Linked DNA regions of Mus musculus: region 2 is linked to region 1. Evidence: chromatin contacts called from ENCODE Hi-C or POLR2A ChIA-PET data. All regions are on one chromosome and are shown on one strand. Each heading gives the region's core, a stretch centred on a gene start or an enhancer-like site at or near the end of the contact. The rest is flanking DNA. Distances are from core to core; before and after follow the strand shown. Region 1 holds the start of Camsap3 (calmodulin regulated spectrin-associated protein family, member 3). Region 2 holds the start of Fcor (Foxo1 corepressor).

Region 1 (7,310 bases), core at 2,199-4,698:
ATCCCCATTCTCCTGGATCTCTCCCAGCATCTCCTCCACACCCTAAGCACCAAGCATTGGCTCCCTGTAGAAAGGTGTCTGTAAAGAAACCCAAGTGGCAGGGCCTGGTGGTATGAACCTATTTACCCAGCAAATCAGAGAGGGGCTGGAGGTGTGGCTCCGTGGTACAGTGGCTCCCTAGCATCCCCCAATGAGGGGCTGGGGTCACAGCTCAGCTGGTAGACACTCCCTAGCATAGGGCCCTAGGCTGCAACCCAAGTGCTGGCAATTACCAATCAAAAACAAACAAACAAACAAACAAACAACAATAAAACTGCACCAGGAAGAGAGGATTTTTGGCTGGTAAAGGCACTTGCCACCAAGCCCGATAACCTGAATTCTATCCCTGACACCTACACAACCAAGGAGCAAGAACAAAAAACCCTAACCTGTCTGACTGCCACACAAGCCCTGGGACACCCAGAGGCAGGCACACACACACACACACACACACACACACACACACACACACACACACACACACACACATAACTATATTTTAAAGATGACCTGGCCTTGATCTGTTCCTCAGCATCTCCCCCCAGCCCCCACCTCCTTGTCTGGGAGGGAGACACAGGTAGCTGAGAGCTGAATCTGATCCTGAGCCAGCTGCAGCCACTGAGTAGTGCTGCATGGTGCAAGGGGCTGGGTCAACAGAAGAGAAATGTGTGAATCTGAGCATGAAGGTCCCCTCCAGGGGCTTCCCTTCTGCAAACTTACAGAGTAACTTCTGCACGGTCCTCTGCCTAAGAGACACTGGGAGGCACTGATAAAATACTCTCACCAGCCACAGCAGCTGCCATAGTGAACACTGACCAAGCTGTGTCTTGTGCCACATCAGACAATCAAGTCACCTCTCAACAACCTAGTTCAGCAGAGAAAGGTGCTTGCCAGCAAGTCTAACAATCTGAGATTGACCCCCAGGGCCCATGCTGTTCTCTGACCTCCACATAGGTGCCCCCCACACACACACCAATAAGAAAATAAATATAACTTTAAAACAAGTAATGGAGTTGAAAACCCACTGCATGACACCACAGGCAAGCAACTTCTATGTGATTTCAGGCACAGATATGTAAGTGGACAAACACCTTTTTCTTTTTTCTTTTTCTTAAATAAAAAAAGAAACAGAAGTTCAGAGAACCTGAATTATTCTTCCACACCAGCTGTCCTGGTCAGGGCTGGGCCTCAAACTCAACCATGACTTAACAGAGTTGGGCTCCTGGCTGGCAAGATTGCCCAGTGGGTAGAGGTACCTATTTCAGAAGACCCGATGAAGTGTTCAGGTGACAAGGATGATGTTTTGTGGTGGTTCTCTGACCTCCATCCACATGTTGTGGTGCATGCCCATGCTTACATACACAGGCAATGATAAAAAAATCAAAATTAAAAAGCTCAGGAAGCCAGCCTTTCTAATCTAATTATCTCGGCCTTGTGAGGGGCTGGGACAGAGGTCCCAACTCCCAAATCTTTTCTTTCTCAGGCCCCAGGTCCCTGGGGGTGTGCAGGTGTCAGAGGCAGCTGGCCAGCCACACAGGGAGGAGAGCGGTAAGAGAGACTACTAGAAAGTGGGAAAGACAGGACTGTGCAGAAGCAACTGATGGACAGCTGTCACAGGAGACCCACACCCGGAACAGGCTGGTCTGGGAAGGCAATGGAGTGGGGGAGGGGCTGCACCTACTTAGTGCCAAGATCAGTAGGAGGGCAGGGCATTTCCCACCACCACCACATACACACACACACACACACACACACACACACACACACACACATTCACATACACTCACACTCTGTTCCTGCCTTCTCTCTCTCTCTGCATCTTTGCATCTCTGTTTCTGTCTCTCCCCCTCTCCTTCTCTCTATCTCTATCTGTTCCTACTGTCTCTATCTTTTTCTGTCTCTGTGCATGTATGTCTCGTTCTTCTACTCCCAGTAAGGCCTAGACCTTAATGAACCTCTGTTTTTCCCAAGGCCAAGCCTGGCCTCCCAGTTCTATCCTGTGGTGGCTGAAGCTGCCCAAAGCCAGGACTTGGAGAGCCTTCCCAGGTCTGATAATCCACCTTCCTCATTTGCCCAGTAGGAATGGCCCTAGTCCTTCAGGCCTGTGGGCATGCGGAAGGGAGGAGAAAAGGGGTGGCTTCAATAAGAGAAGGCCTGGCCGCCCGAGCTGCCACCCTAGAACAGCTGGTGAATGAGCCATTTATGCCTACCTGAATCCTCAGGAAAATGTGGCAATAAGTCACAACTGCCAGCCTTTACGGGGCCATCGAGACGAAAGAGTGGTCCCAGACACACCACACACACACACACACACACACACACACACACACACACACACGCTGGCCACCGGCAAGGCAGGGTTTGTGTCCCAGTCACTGAGCTGTAGCTCTGATCTCTTAAAACGCTCCTTGCGGGGTCCAAGCCACCGCGTACACGTTGTGAGGGTAGATAGGGAAGGTGGGGGTAGGAGGAACCATCACAGGCTTCTGATGTGTGTGAAAGGGGAGTTGGCCATGCAGTTAGGCCCTGGGGTCTGAGGAGTGGGGTGGGAGGCGGGAAGCAGAGGACTACCAGGAGACCCTTCCCCCACCACACACAAAATTGGTCTGCAGACCCCACCCCTGCTCACCTGGGGGCTCTGATCCCGGGGTCCCAAGGCGCACAGCCTCTTGGCGGGCCCCACCCCCGACTGCGTTCCAGCGACCCGGGCGGGCAAAGTCCAAGGGCCCCGTCCGAGCAGGAAGCTTGGAGGCCCAGCTTAGCAAAGACCAAAAGCTCGGGGACCCTAGGCAGCCCCGAAGCTATTGTTCCCACGGCCCCGGCTTGGCGCCCCGCCCCCCGCACCTGCCGCGCCCCAGCCTGGCTCCCCCGGTCCCCTCCCCAAAGGCCCTCGGGTTACCTGCTCCCCCGAATGCGGCCCGCAGCACCCACGCCAGACTCGCCGCCGCCTTGGCTCGAGAGAAATCGTACTGGTCCAAAGACTTGATCTCGGGGACCAGGAAAGTCCTCCGCAGTGGCCCGGACCCTGCGGGCGCCGCTTCCACCATGGCGACGCCGGGGTTACGGCCGCCCGGGTCCGCGCGCTCTGATGGGCTGGGCTGCGTGCGCTGCGCTGCGCTGCGCTGCTGCCGAGCCTCCGCCACCCCGAATCGGGTTGCCGCCGCGGCTGCTGCTGTTACTAATAAAGCTGCTGAGGCGCCGCTGAACCAGGTGCGGTCGAGCGCGCTGGCGACGCGGCGTCGACCCCGCCCCAAGGCGGAACCCAGGTGCGCCCCGCCCCCAGATTGGACTCAGTTCTCTCTGGCTCCTGGGTCCACATGGGTCCCCACTGACATTAAAGCTTCCATAGGTCCTCCTGCTGCAAAGGGCGGCAGTGATGGCGGATGAGGGAAGGGCTGCAGAAGAACGCATGTCCCTGTATGCGTTCTCGTGTGTGTGTGTGTGTGTGTGTGTGTGTGTGTGTGTGTGTGTGCGCGCGCGCGCGTGTGTTCCTGCTCACTCCCGGACCCTGGAGAGGCTTAGGGACCCTTTGTCATGGATGTCCATGTAGGCTTTTGATCCCACACATATGCAGGTGGAGTTCACATATGCATATGGAGTTTGTGGCTATTACTATACAGTAAGTTCTAGGCCAACCAGGGCTACACAGCAAGACTCTGTCCTAGTTTAAAAAGAAAATGAATGTGTTTGTATCCACTTGCTTGAGAGTACCTGTGAACATCTCTGTCTATAGGTATCTAGATTTGTGATGTCATCTGTTTGTGAAGGTGACTGTTTCAAACCTGTTGTGGTACAATGGTTTGTATTAAGTGGCTAGGGTTGTGCCCTAGTTGACAGAGTCCTTATCTGGTATGTACAAAACCTTCTCCTCCATCCCAAGCACCAAATAAGCTAGGGATGGTGGTAGGTACATGCCTAGAATCATGGCACTTGGGAAGTGGGAAGAAGAGAATTTTTGTAAGTTCAAGGTGATCCTGGGATACATGAGATAAATAAGTAAAATCAAAGAATTGTGTTGTACAACCTTCTGTGTTCTAAGATTGGAAATGAAGGAAGAGAAAGAGCGGGGGGAGAAAGAATGATGTGAGTCTAAACACATCTATCATATAAGGGTGTAATTGTTGACTCTGTCAGGGCAGGAAGATGGCAGAGATACCAAGTGGGTGTATTTAGGCAGGAGAAAAGCTGTGTATGTGAGATTAGCTCTGTAGGGTTACTAGGTGGATTGCAAATGTCCTGATGTGTACCTTTGATATCTGCAGTATTTGTTGAAGAAAGCCTCTGACTAGATGTAGGTAAGGGTCTGAGAGGATCTGTGTGTTTGCGGGTGTGGTTGTGTGCATGGGGCTTTCTGTGTGTGACTAATGATGTGTAGGTGCATACTTTTTTTTTTTTTTTTTGGTATAAACAGTCTTTTGTGTGTGTGTGTGTTTTCAGGTTCAGCATTCCCAGCTCCATAATACAAATCTATTTATCTACAGAACTGGGTTGGAACACTCACTGTTTGGGGGCCTGTGTTACAGGTGGCTTGAGTGAGGTGAGGCAGAACCTAAGGGACTCCCCTCTGTTGACTAGATGGATCTTAGAAAAAGGCTGGCAGCTATGATTTTATTTTTTTTATTATTTATTTATTTATTTTGGTTTTTCCAGACAGGGTTTCCCTGTGTAACCCTGACTGTCCTGGAATTGACTCTGTAGATCAGGCTGGCCTCAAACTCAGAAATCTACTTGCCTCTGCCTCCCAAATGCTGGGATTAAAGGCATGTGGCACCACTGCCCGGCCCTTGGCAGCTACAAAAACTGCCACATTTTCCTGAGGATTCAGGTGGATATAAATGGTTCACTCACTAGCTGTCCTGGGGTGGCAATCTGGGAGGGCAGGCCTTCTCTTATTGAAGCCACCCCTTTTCTCCTCCCTTCCGCATGCCCACAGGCCTGAAGGACTAGGGCCATTCCTACTGGGCAAATGAGGAAGGTGGATTATCAGACCTGGGAAGGCTCTCCAAGTCCTGGCTTTGGGCAGCTTCACCCACCACAGGACAGAATTGATAGACCTGGTCTGGTTTGGGGAAAATGGGGATGAGGGAGAGGGTTAATTAAGATCTAGGACTTTCTGAGAGAGAGAGAGAGAGAGAGAGAGAGAGAGAGAGAGAGAGAGAGAGAGAGAGAGAAAGAGAGAAAGAGAGAAAGAGAGAAAAGGAGAGGGGGGAAAGACAGAAACAGAGATGCAAAGATGCAGAGAGAGAGAAGACAGAGACAGTGTATGTGAGTGTATGTGAGTGTGTGTGTATGTGAGTGTGTGTGAGTGTGTGTGTGTGAGTGTATATGTGGTGGTGGTGGGAAATGCCCTGCCCTCCTACTGATCTTGGCACTAAGTAGGTGCAGCCCCTCCCCCCACTCCATTGCCTTCCCAGACCAGCCTGTTCCGGGTGTGGGTCTCCTGTGACAGCTGTCCATCAGTTGCTTCTGCACAGTCCTGTCTTTCTCACTTTCTAGTAGTCTCTCTTACCGCTCTCCTCCCTGTGTGGCTGGCCAGCTGCCTCTGACACCTGCACACCCCCAGGGACCTGGGGCCTGAGAAAGAAAAGATTTGGGAGTTGGGACCTCTGTCCCAGCCCCTCACAAGGCCGAGATAATTAGATTAGAAAGGCTGGCTTCCTGAGCTTTTTAATTTTGATTTTTTATCATTGCCTGTGTATGTAAGCGTGGGCATGCACCACAACATGTGGATGGAGGTCAGAGAACCACCACAAAACATCATCCTTGTCACCTGAACACTTCATCGGGTCTTCTGAAATAGGTACCTCTACCCACTGGGCAATCTTGCCAGCCAGGAGCCCAACTCTGTTAAGTCATGGTTGAGTTTGAGGCCCAGCCCTGACCAGGACAGCTGGTGTGGAAGAATAATTCAGGTTCTCTGAACTTCTGTTTCTTTTTTTATTTAAGAAAAAGAAAAAAGAAAAAGGTGTTTGTCCACTTACATATCTGTGCCTGAAATCACATAGAAGTTGCTTGCCTGTGGTGTCATGCAGTGGGTTTTCAACTCCATTACTTGTTTTAAAGTTATATTTATTTTCTTATTGGTGTGTGTGTGGGGGGCACCTATGTGGAGGTCAGAGAACAGCATGGGCCCTGGGGGTCAATCTCAGATTGTTAGACTTGCTGGCAAGCACCTTTCTCTGCTGAGCCATCTTGCTAGCCTGAAACCCCCAGTACTTTTGGGACTAGGTTGTTGAGAGGTGACTTGATTGTCTGATGTGGCACAAGACACAGCTTGGTCAGTGTTCACTATGGCAGCTGCTGTGGCTGGTGAGAGTATTTTATCAGTGCCTCCCAGTGTCTCTTAGGCAGAGGACCGTGCAGAAGTTACTCTGTAAGTTTGCAGAAGGGAAGCCCCTGGAGGGGACCTTCATGCTCAGATTCACACATTTCTCTTCTGTTGACCCAGCCCCTTGCACCATGCAGCATTACTCAGTGGCTGCAGCTGGCTCAGGATCAGATTCAGCTCTCAGCTACCTGTGTCTCCCTCCCAGACAAGGAGGTGGGGGCTGGGGGGAGATGCTGAGGAACAGATCAAGGCCAGGTCATCTTTAAAATATAGTTATTAGGGGCCCGTGGCGCCGGCAAGATGGGCAAGTGTCGTGGTCTCCGAACTGCCCGGAAGCTCCGCAGTCACCGACGGGATCAGAAGTGGCATGACAAACAGTACAAGAAAGCCCACTTGGGCACAGCCCTGAAGGCCAATCCGTTTGGGGGTGCCTCTCATGCAAAGGGAATTGTGCTGGAAAAAGTAGGGGTTGAGGCCAAACAGCCAAATTCTGCCATCAGGAAGTGCGTCAGGGTGCAGCTCATTAAGAACGGGAAGAAGATCACAGCGTTCGTGCCCAATGATGGCTGCCTGAACTTCATTGAGGAAAATGATGAAGTTCTGGTTGCTGGATTTCGTCGAAAAGGTCATGCTGTAGGTGATATTCCTGGAGTCCGCTTTAAGGTGGTTAAAGTAGCCAATGTTTCTCTGTTGGCTCTATACAAAGGCAAGAAAGAAAGGCCAAGATCATAAAATTTGACAATGGAAACACAGTAATAAATTTTCATATTCTGAAAAAAAAAATATAGTTATTAGTGTGTGTGCGTGTGTGTGTGTGTGTGTGTGTGTGTGTGTGTGTGTGTGTGCCTGCCTCTGGGTGTCCCAGGGCTTGTGTGGCAGTCAGACAGGTTAGGGTTTTTTGTTCTCCTTGCTCCTTGGTTGTGTAGGTGTCAGGGATAGAATT
Region 2 (7,310 bases), core at 1,305-3,804, 85 kb before region 1:
GAGTTGCCTTGTCCAGGCTAAATATAAGAGGATGTACCTAGTCTCATTGCAACTTGATTGGCTGAGATCCCTGGGAGGCCTGCCCTTTTCTGAAGGAGTGGATCTGGGGGAGAGGGATGGTGAAAGGGAGGGAGCTGGAGGAGAGGAGGGAGGCGGGGCTGCTATCAGGGCGTGATATCTGAGAGAAGAATTAAAAGAACTATGAGAAGAAATGAAAACAATGTGGGGCTTTCTAGCTAAAGAATTCAAAATTTTAAAAATAAACGAATAAATACCAGCATTCAATAGGCAGAGGCAAGTGGCTCTCTATGAGTTTAAGGACAACCTGGTCTCCACAGGGAGGTCCACACCAGCCATGTCTACATAATGAGATCCTGTCTCAGAAAAGAAAAGGAGAAGAAAGAGGAGGGGGCTATGTGCCTGTGGAGGCCAGAAGACAACCTTGAATGTTCAGACCAGGCTGACATCGAACTCACACCCTGCCTTCCTCTGCTGCCTGAGTGCTGGGATGAAAGGCGTGCACCACCACACCTGGTGTTGGCTTCATTTTGAAATATGGTCTCTTTCTGGGTCTTGGAGCGCCCTAATTCAACTGAGATGGCAGACCATGAGCCTCAGAGTTCCCCTCCCCTGTCTTTGTCTCCTCAGCTCTGGGATTACGGTTGTGCGCCTATATGTCTGGCCTTACATGTGGGTTTTGGGAATTGAAGCAAGACCCTAATCCTTGTGCAGCAAGCACTTTACAGACGAGGTCATCCCCTGGCCCAAAATACTATTTTTTAAATGCTTTAGTACATTTTAGTGCTGGAGAGATGGCTCAGTGGTTCATCCCTTTACTATATAGAGACTACCCATAAGTTCTGTGACTCTAGTGAACCCTGACTACTACAATAAAGAAATGTTAATAATGGGTATTGATTTTTAATTTTCCTTATGTCTCTTGTCTTTGCTATTACCACTTCTTCCTAGTGTTAAAAAACCAAGTGTGTATTTTCAAAATAGATACAGCTCAGCTCATACTGCCCGCGCTTGAAGAACACAAAAGCTGCTACTGGACAGCATGAGTGGAGAAATTTATCTTTTTCTCTCTCTCAATGAGAGGCTAGGCAAAGTGGTGCACACCTTTAATCTCAGCAAGAAGCAGGCAGAGACAGGTGGATCTCTGTGAGTTTAAGACCAGCCTAGTCTACATAGCAAGCTCCATAGCAACCAAGGTCATATAGCGAGACCCTGCCATAAACAAAACAACACAGGGGGAGGGAGGGAGGGAGGGAGAGAGAGAGGGAGAGAGAGAGAGAGAGAGAGAGAGAGAGAGAGAGAGAGAGAGAGAGAGCTGTTACAGTGACTCAGGCCTGTAGGTAGTCTCAGCATTTAGGAAGCTAAAGCAGAATGGGTTTTGAGTTCAAAGCCAGCCAAGGTTATAGAGTAAGACCCTGTCTCAAAAGAACCAATGACAGAAAAAAAAGTGACAGAGAAAAGAAGACACTGGAACGCCATGGATAAGATTGCTTGACTCCCAAAAAGGAGGTCCAGCAACAGGCCCAAAGTGGGATCCAGCTCAAGGGAAGGTCCCAAGGTCTGACACTATTACTGAGGCTATGGAGCACTCACCAAAAGGGATCTATCATGACTGCCCTCCAAGAGACACTTGTACTCTCTGACTCTTCTCACTGGCCCTCAGTCAACAGACATTTCCCAAGCACCTCAAAGTCACGTTGGATCCAAAGCCTGGATCCAAAGCCTGGGGAGATAGGAGGAAGGAAGACATCTGCCTGGGGCTTTTATATTCTAGTGTTCGCCGGAGTGGAAGTGCCCTGGGTCCCTCTGATTGTAACTAGGTGGATATAACTCATAGGTGAAAACATAAACGTATGAGCTATGAATCCCCAACCCGGCCAACAGCCATGCCATCTGTAACAACGGGTCTGGTTTAAGGTCAGCTTAGGCTACAGAGAAGAAAAAGTCAGAAATGTAGACACTGACTCAAATGGAATTTTCGGGGCAATTTATTCGAGTTTAAAATGGAAAGTCCAGGGCAGGCAACCTGTAGTCTCAGGGCAAGCAAGCCAAGGAGAATGAAGAAGATCCGCTGTCATGGAGGTCAGCCACACTTGATGGGACTGGAGCTCTAGAAAAAGGACTAAGGAAAACCCAAGCCAGACTGTTAGGAAGTTTAAAAGCATACTCAGGCCAGCATCCAAAGGGGAAAGGAAAAGCGAAGGGGGATGGATAGAGTAGCCTACACCGTATTAGCCCAACCTATACTAGGGGAAAGAAGAGGAATTATGGAAGAGAAAAGTATATCACCTGCCTTCTCCGGTGGTCCTTTGCCAGGACCCTGACCTGCCTCGCTACATTAACCCTTTAGGAAGGAGACAGAGGCCATCTCTCCTAGAGGAGACTATGAAGCCACAGCAGACCAAAGAGCGAGATGGTAGCAGAAGGTTCCTGGAAAGGACGGTGAACTGGAGCCTAGGACGCCTCTCTGGGTGAAGCAAGAACACTCTTGTGAAATGGAATTGGAGCCGAGCCCTTCCCCGCTGTGCACGCACCAGACCCCGGGTTTGCAAGGATGGATGGGAATGGGCGGTCCTACACGCCGCCATCAGGAAGAGGGCTCTGCGGAATGCTTAGGAGGCCCTTCCACCAGAGCTGCTCCAGGGCCGGGACTTCGAGACTTCCACTTCACCACCGCAGGACCATCCAAAGCAGATAGACTGGGAGACGCAGCGCAGATACACAGAGAAAGGATGAGACCGGTGCAGGTAGGGCTGGGAACTGCACCGGATCTTAGCAAAATGCTCTGAAGGGGAGTCCTAAAAGGGGAGCTTTTCGTGCAGGTACGGGGGAGGAGCAGGGGTGTACGGAAAACTGCCACAAGGGGGAGCGCGTGTCTACCAGGATCGTGCCTGACACTAGCTGGCACTGGGCTATGATCTCTTGCTTTTCTAGGGCAGTTAGCCTCTGGTCTCAGGATAATGTGCATGCCCTAGGGCACATGTTCTTTTATGTATATCCAAGAATCTGAGGCTTGGTGAATTTCCTTTTAAAAAAAAAAAAAAAAGATTTATTGGGCTAGAGAGATGTCTCCGTTATTAAGAGCACTTAAATGGTGAATCCTGAGGTCCTGAGTTCAATGTCTAGCATACACATCAGGCAATTCATAAATGCCTGTAACTCCAGCTCCAGACGACCTCCCGAAAGCACCTGTATACATGTGGCATACACACAGACATGCACACAAATACATCTAAATAAACATAAATTTATTAAAATAAAGAAATGTGTGCGTGCATGCTAGGAGGTAACATCAGATCTTCTGAAGCTAGCTACAAACAGTTGTGAGCTGCCCAAAAGGGGAGCTGAGAACTGAACTCAGGGTCCTGGGAATTGCAGGAAGCACTCCTAACCTCTGAGCCATTTCTCCAGCCTTGCATGGTATATTTCCATGTCATTCATCGTGAGGAGTGATTTTTCTATTAATAAATAATACACACTGAAACTAGGGTAAAAAGATAACCCCCACTTTCTTTTTCTTTCTTTTTTAGTGTGGTGATGGTAGTGGTGAGAGAGTCTTTCTACAGAGCCCTGGCTCTATTGGAACTCTATATATCAGGCTGGACTTGAACTCACAAAGATCCACCTGCTGCTGCCTCCTAAATGCTGGGACTAAAGGCATGTGCTAGCATGCATAGCCTAATGTAACTCCCCCGCCTTCTACCTTCACTAGCAAGGACAATACAGAGTCATCTGAGTCTGATGTTGATGTCTTTCTATTACAGCTGACTATGGGGGAAAAGGAGAGACCTTGGGACAGGCAGACTTGCATCTAGTCTAGAGTTTCACGCTATGCCTCCCTAGGCCTGGGCTTATTATACGCATTTGTCTACCCCTACATGACTACAGGGTTTCCTTTATTTGTATTATATATGGTGGAAGGGGACACATAATGCTCAGACACTAGTAGGGTGTGCTCAGCTATACATACGCACTCTGGGTACTCACTTAGGGGCTCGTATATATCCATGCATTCAGAGACAGTAAGGGACGTATTACAGGGCTTAGGCTGCCAGCACACAGAGGCACACTTATACTCGTGTGCACCCTGGAGGGTAAGGGTCTGCTCCAGCAGCCACACCCCAGGGACAGGTTCAAGCCCATGCAGAAATCTACACTGAACATTTGTTCTTTTATTGCTATTTTTAATTAGCTTATTTTATGATATTTTCATACATACCTACTTTGGGTTGACTATCCCCTCAACTCTCTGCTTCTCCACTGTGGTGGTTTCAATGTGCTTGGCCAGGGAATGGCATTATTTGGAGGTGTGGCCTGGCTAGAGTGGGTGTGGCCTTGTTGGAGGAAGTGCATCACTGCGGATGTGGGCATTAAGACCGGCTTTCTAGCTGCCTGGAAGCCAGTGTTCTAGCAGCCTTCAGATGAAGAGGTAAGACTCTCAGCTCCTCTTGCACCATGCCTGCCTGGATGCTGCCATGCTCCTGCCTTGGTGATAATGGACTGAACCTCTGAACCTGTAAGCCAGCCCCAATTAAATGTTGTCCTTATGAGAGTTGCCTTGGTCACGGTGTCTGTTCACAGCAGTAAAACCCTGACTAAGTCACCCATTTTCCTGGCCCCAATCCCACTTAGATCCAACCATCTCAGGATCCTCCCTCTACTCTCTTACTGCCTGTGCTCTATTGCCCTCCAACCCCTCTCCCTGAGGCTTCTCTCCCAACCCCTCTCATGGGATCTTTCCATCTTAGTGGTTTCTACATGCACCCATTCTAACATACACACACACACACACAATATTGGAAGCTAGACTCCACATATGAGAGACAATATACAGTCTTTGGTTTAGGGGTGCTTTGTTTTGTTTTGTTTTGTTTCCAACCTTATTCTAGGCTTATTTCACCTAACACAATGATTTCCAGTCACATCCATTTTCCTGACGATGTCATTATTTCATTTTCCTTTGGTGCTGAGTAAATTCTGTCCTGTATATATGCAGCACATTTTCACCAGTTGATGGACATCTAGGCTGTTTCCGTTTTCTGGCCATTGCCGATCTATCATCTATTTCATGGATGAGCAAGTGTCTTGCTGAGGTTTTGTCTTTTTACTGTTTGTCAAAATGCTAAGGGATGGCCTCCAAGATTTGGAGTCTGCAGGTAGCCTGAGGGACCCCACCCCCAATTAATTCTGATTGGCAAATAAAGATGCCAGCAGCCAATAACTGGGGAGAAGAGACATGACATAGGCAGGGTTGAAGTTTCCCCAGGCTAGAGACCATGAGGAAGAGGAGGGAGAAGGAGAGCCACCATGGAAGAGGACTATGGTGCAGGAGGGAGAAGGAGAGCCATAAAAGCGTGGCCATGTGGGCTGGATAAATGAAGTTAAGAGCAGCCCAGACAGAACATAGAATTTAGTGAGTAATGACTTGGAGTTATCAGTTGGAAAGTGGATTCTAACGGCATGGACCATGGGCAGCTGTTCAGCCATTGAGCTGCCTAAGGCATATTTTAAAATATATGGCATAGTTTGTGTCTTTCATTCGGGAACACAAATGGTCTAAGGTGGGAAGGAACCCTGCACTGGAAATTTTTATTAAATACTTTTTTTTACAACATGTCTCATTAGTAGGGCATAGATTCCTTTGGGTATTTTTTTTCTAATTATTTTAGTATTGTGTCTTTCATTCACCTTGGTGTGCAGGTGGGGCTCCCACTGTGTGGACCCCAGGGATAAAACTCAGGTCAGGTTCTGCCTCGGTGCATTTTGCATGCTGAGCCATCTCACTACCCTACCCCAGCTCTACTTTTGTAGCCAGAGCTGACCTTGAACTCATGATCCTCCTATCTCAATCAGCCTCTCAAGCGATGGAATTACAGTCCAGCTGCACCATGTCTGGCTTCCAGGACTGGGTGTTTTGTTTCATCACCAAACCAAAGCCCTAAATCCAATCTCCCCACCAGGTCCCAAAGTTCTGTCCCACAGGCCTCCCCAAAACAGCTCCAGAGTCATATCATTTCCCTTGGCATTTATCTTCTTGAATCATAAATACAAGTGCAGAAATCGATGGCTACATTTGTGTGCATGCCCTGAACACACAAGCTGACATGACCAAAAACACTAGGAATGACCCATGCCATGACACATCTCCAGGGTGATGTCTATCACCCACCACTTCAGTGACACACATACAGAACAGCCAGATGCACATACATGAGCAAGAGAATGGGGAGGCATGTCCTACATGTCACTTACACTTTGGGGACTTCTCGGGAATAGCTGCCAACCAGGACATGCCTATACTCACATAAGCCAGGGCATACACCTATGTGGCCCATAAAGAGTAACACCTGCTGTGACTGCCATGTTCTCTTTCCACCATAAACCCTTCTCCTGGAATACATGGAAACCCCAAATGCTCATTTGCATACACACCTCTTCAACACTCATTCCCCCTGGTGGAGAATCTTTTTTATATGAGGATGCACGGCAGGTTCACACTCAAGCTCAGTACCCACCCCCATCTGCCATCTTCACTAGCAGGTGCAATTCGGAGTCTTCACAGGTACTGCTGTGGTGTCCTCTTATGTACTGGGCTCTGTAAGAGAGGAGAGACCTGAGGTCAGGCAGACCAGCACTAGGTCTGGGACTCCACCCCAGTCCACCTCCCCGGCCCTGACTTACGAGGCTGTGCCTTCTTTTCTAGCGCCTCAAGAGTTTTCTTGATTTGGGTTATATCTGGGGGAAGGAGAGGAAACAGATAAATCTGGAATGGGGCTGCAAACAAAGCCCTGACATCATTAGTAGTTTCCAGTTTGAGTGAAGCAGATCCCTGTAGTGGAGGTTCACCGTAATGGTGTGGTGTGATGTGTGTGTGCACACGCGCAGTATACATGTGTTTATATTCATACATGTGTACACTTGTTTGTGCACATATGTGAGGAGAGCAGCGGTTGACATCAGTCAGTTGTGTTTCTTTAGAGATGTCTACCTTATTTTTAAAAACAGGACCTCTCACTGAACCTAGGGATTCACCCATTTGATTAGACTGGGTGACCTGTAAGCCACATATATCAGCCTATCTCTACCACCACGGCTCTAACCTGATGGCTGCGGTTACAGAACTGTGACACCGTGCCTAGCTTTTATGTGAGTCCTGGGGATACAAACTCACAACCCATGTTGTGCTTTCCTGAGTCACCTCCACAACGCCACTAGTGCTTAAGCAACCCCTCCTCTAGCTCAGAGGAAATATCTCTTGTCGGCTTCCAAATCCAGAGACCAGGGCCCTGTTT

What was found. A loop is a pair of places that touch in the nucleus more often than their neighbours do. ChIA-PET counts read pairs that join two places held with the same protein, here RNA polymerase II (POLR2A).
Region 2: POLR2A ChIA-PET joins it to region 1 with 10 read pairs in embryonic stem cell. The contact joins the promoter of Fcor here to the promoter of Camsap3 in region 1. A Hi-C loop is called at or near these places in 2 of 37 maps with a recorded cell type or tissue (mouse embryonic stem cell and regulatory T cell). POLR2A ChIA-PET finds 5 or more read pairs at or near these places in 3 of 5 experiments (Patski and embryonic stem cell).

What each region holds. Positions count from the first base shown.
Region 1 is chr8:3,583,588-3,590,897 of GRCm38, reverse strand. Camsap3 (calmodulin regulated spectrin-associated protein family, member 3) reads right to left here and starts at 3,448. Exons shown (of 17, transcript NM_027171.3): 1 at 2,939-3,448. The coding sequence starts at 3,086. It overlaps Rps23rg1 (ribosomal protein S23, retrogene 1), which reads right to left. Exons shown (of 6, transcript NM_001024728.2): 6 at 6,122-7,063. The coding sequence ends at 6,644. It also overlaps the pseudogene Rps23-ps2.
Region 2 is chr8:3,667,635-3,674,944 of GRCm38, reverse strand. Fcor (Foxo1 corepressor) reads left to right here and starts at 2,554. Exons shown (of 2, transcript NM_001357661.1): 1 at 2,554-2,765; 2 at 3,549-3,760. The coding sequence starts at 2,577. The coding sequence ends at 3,686. Mcemp1 (mast cell expressed membrane protein 1) reads right to left here. Exons shown (of 7, transcript NM_026985.1): 6 at 6,700-6,753; 7 at 6,040-6,613. The coding sequence ends at 6,600. Gm45231 (a long non-coding RNA gene) reads left to right here. Exons shown (of 2, transcript XR_870093.2): 2 at 339-925.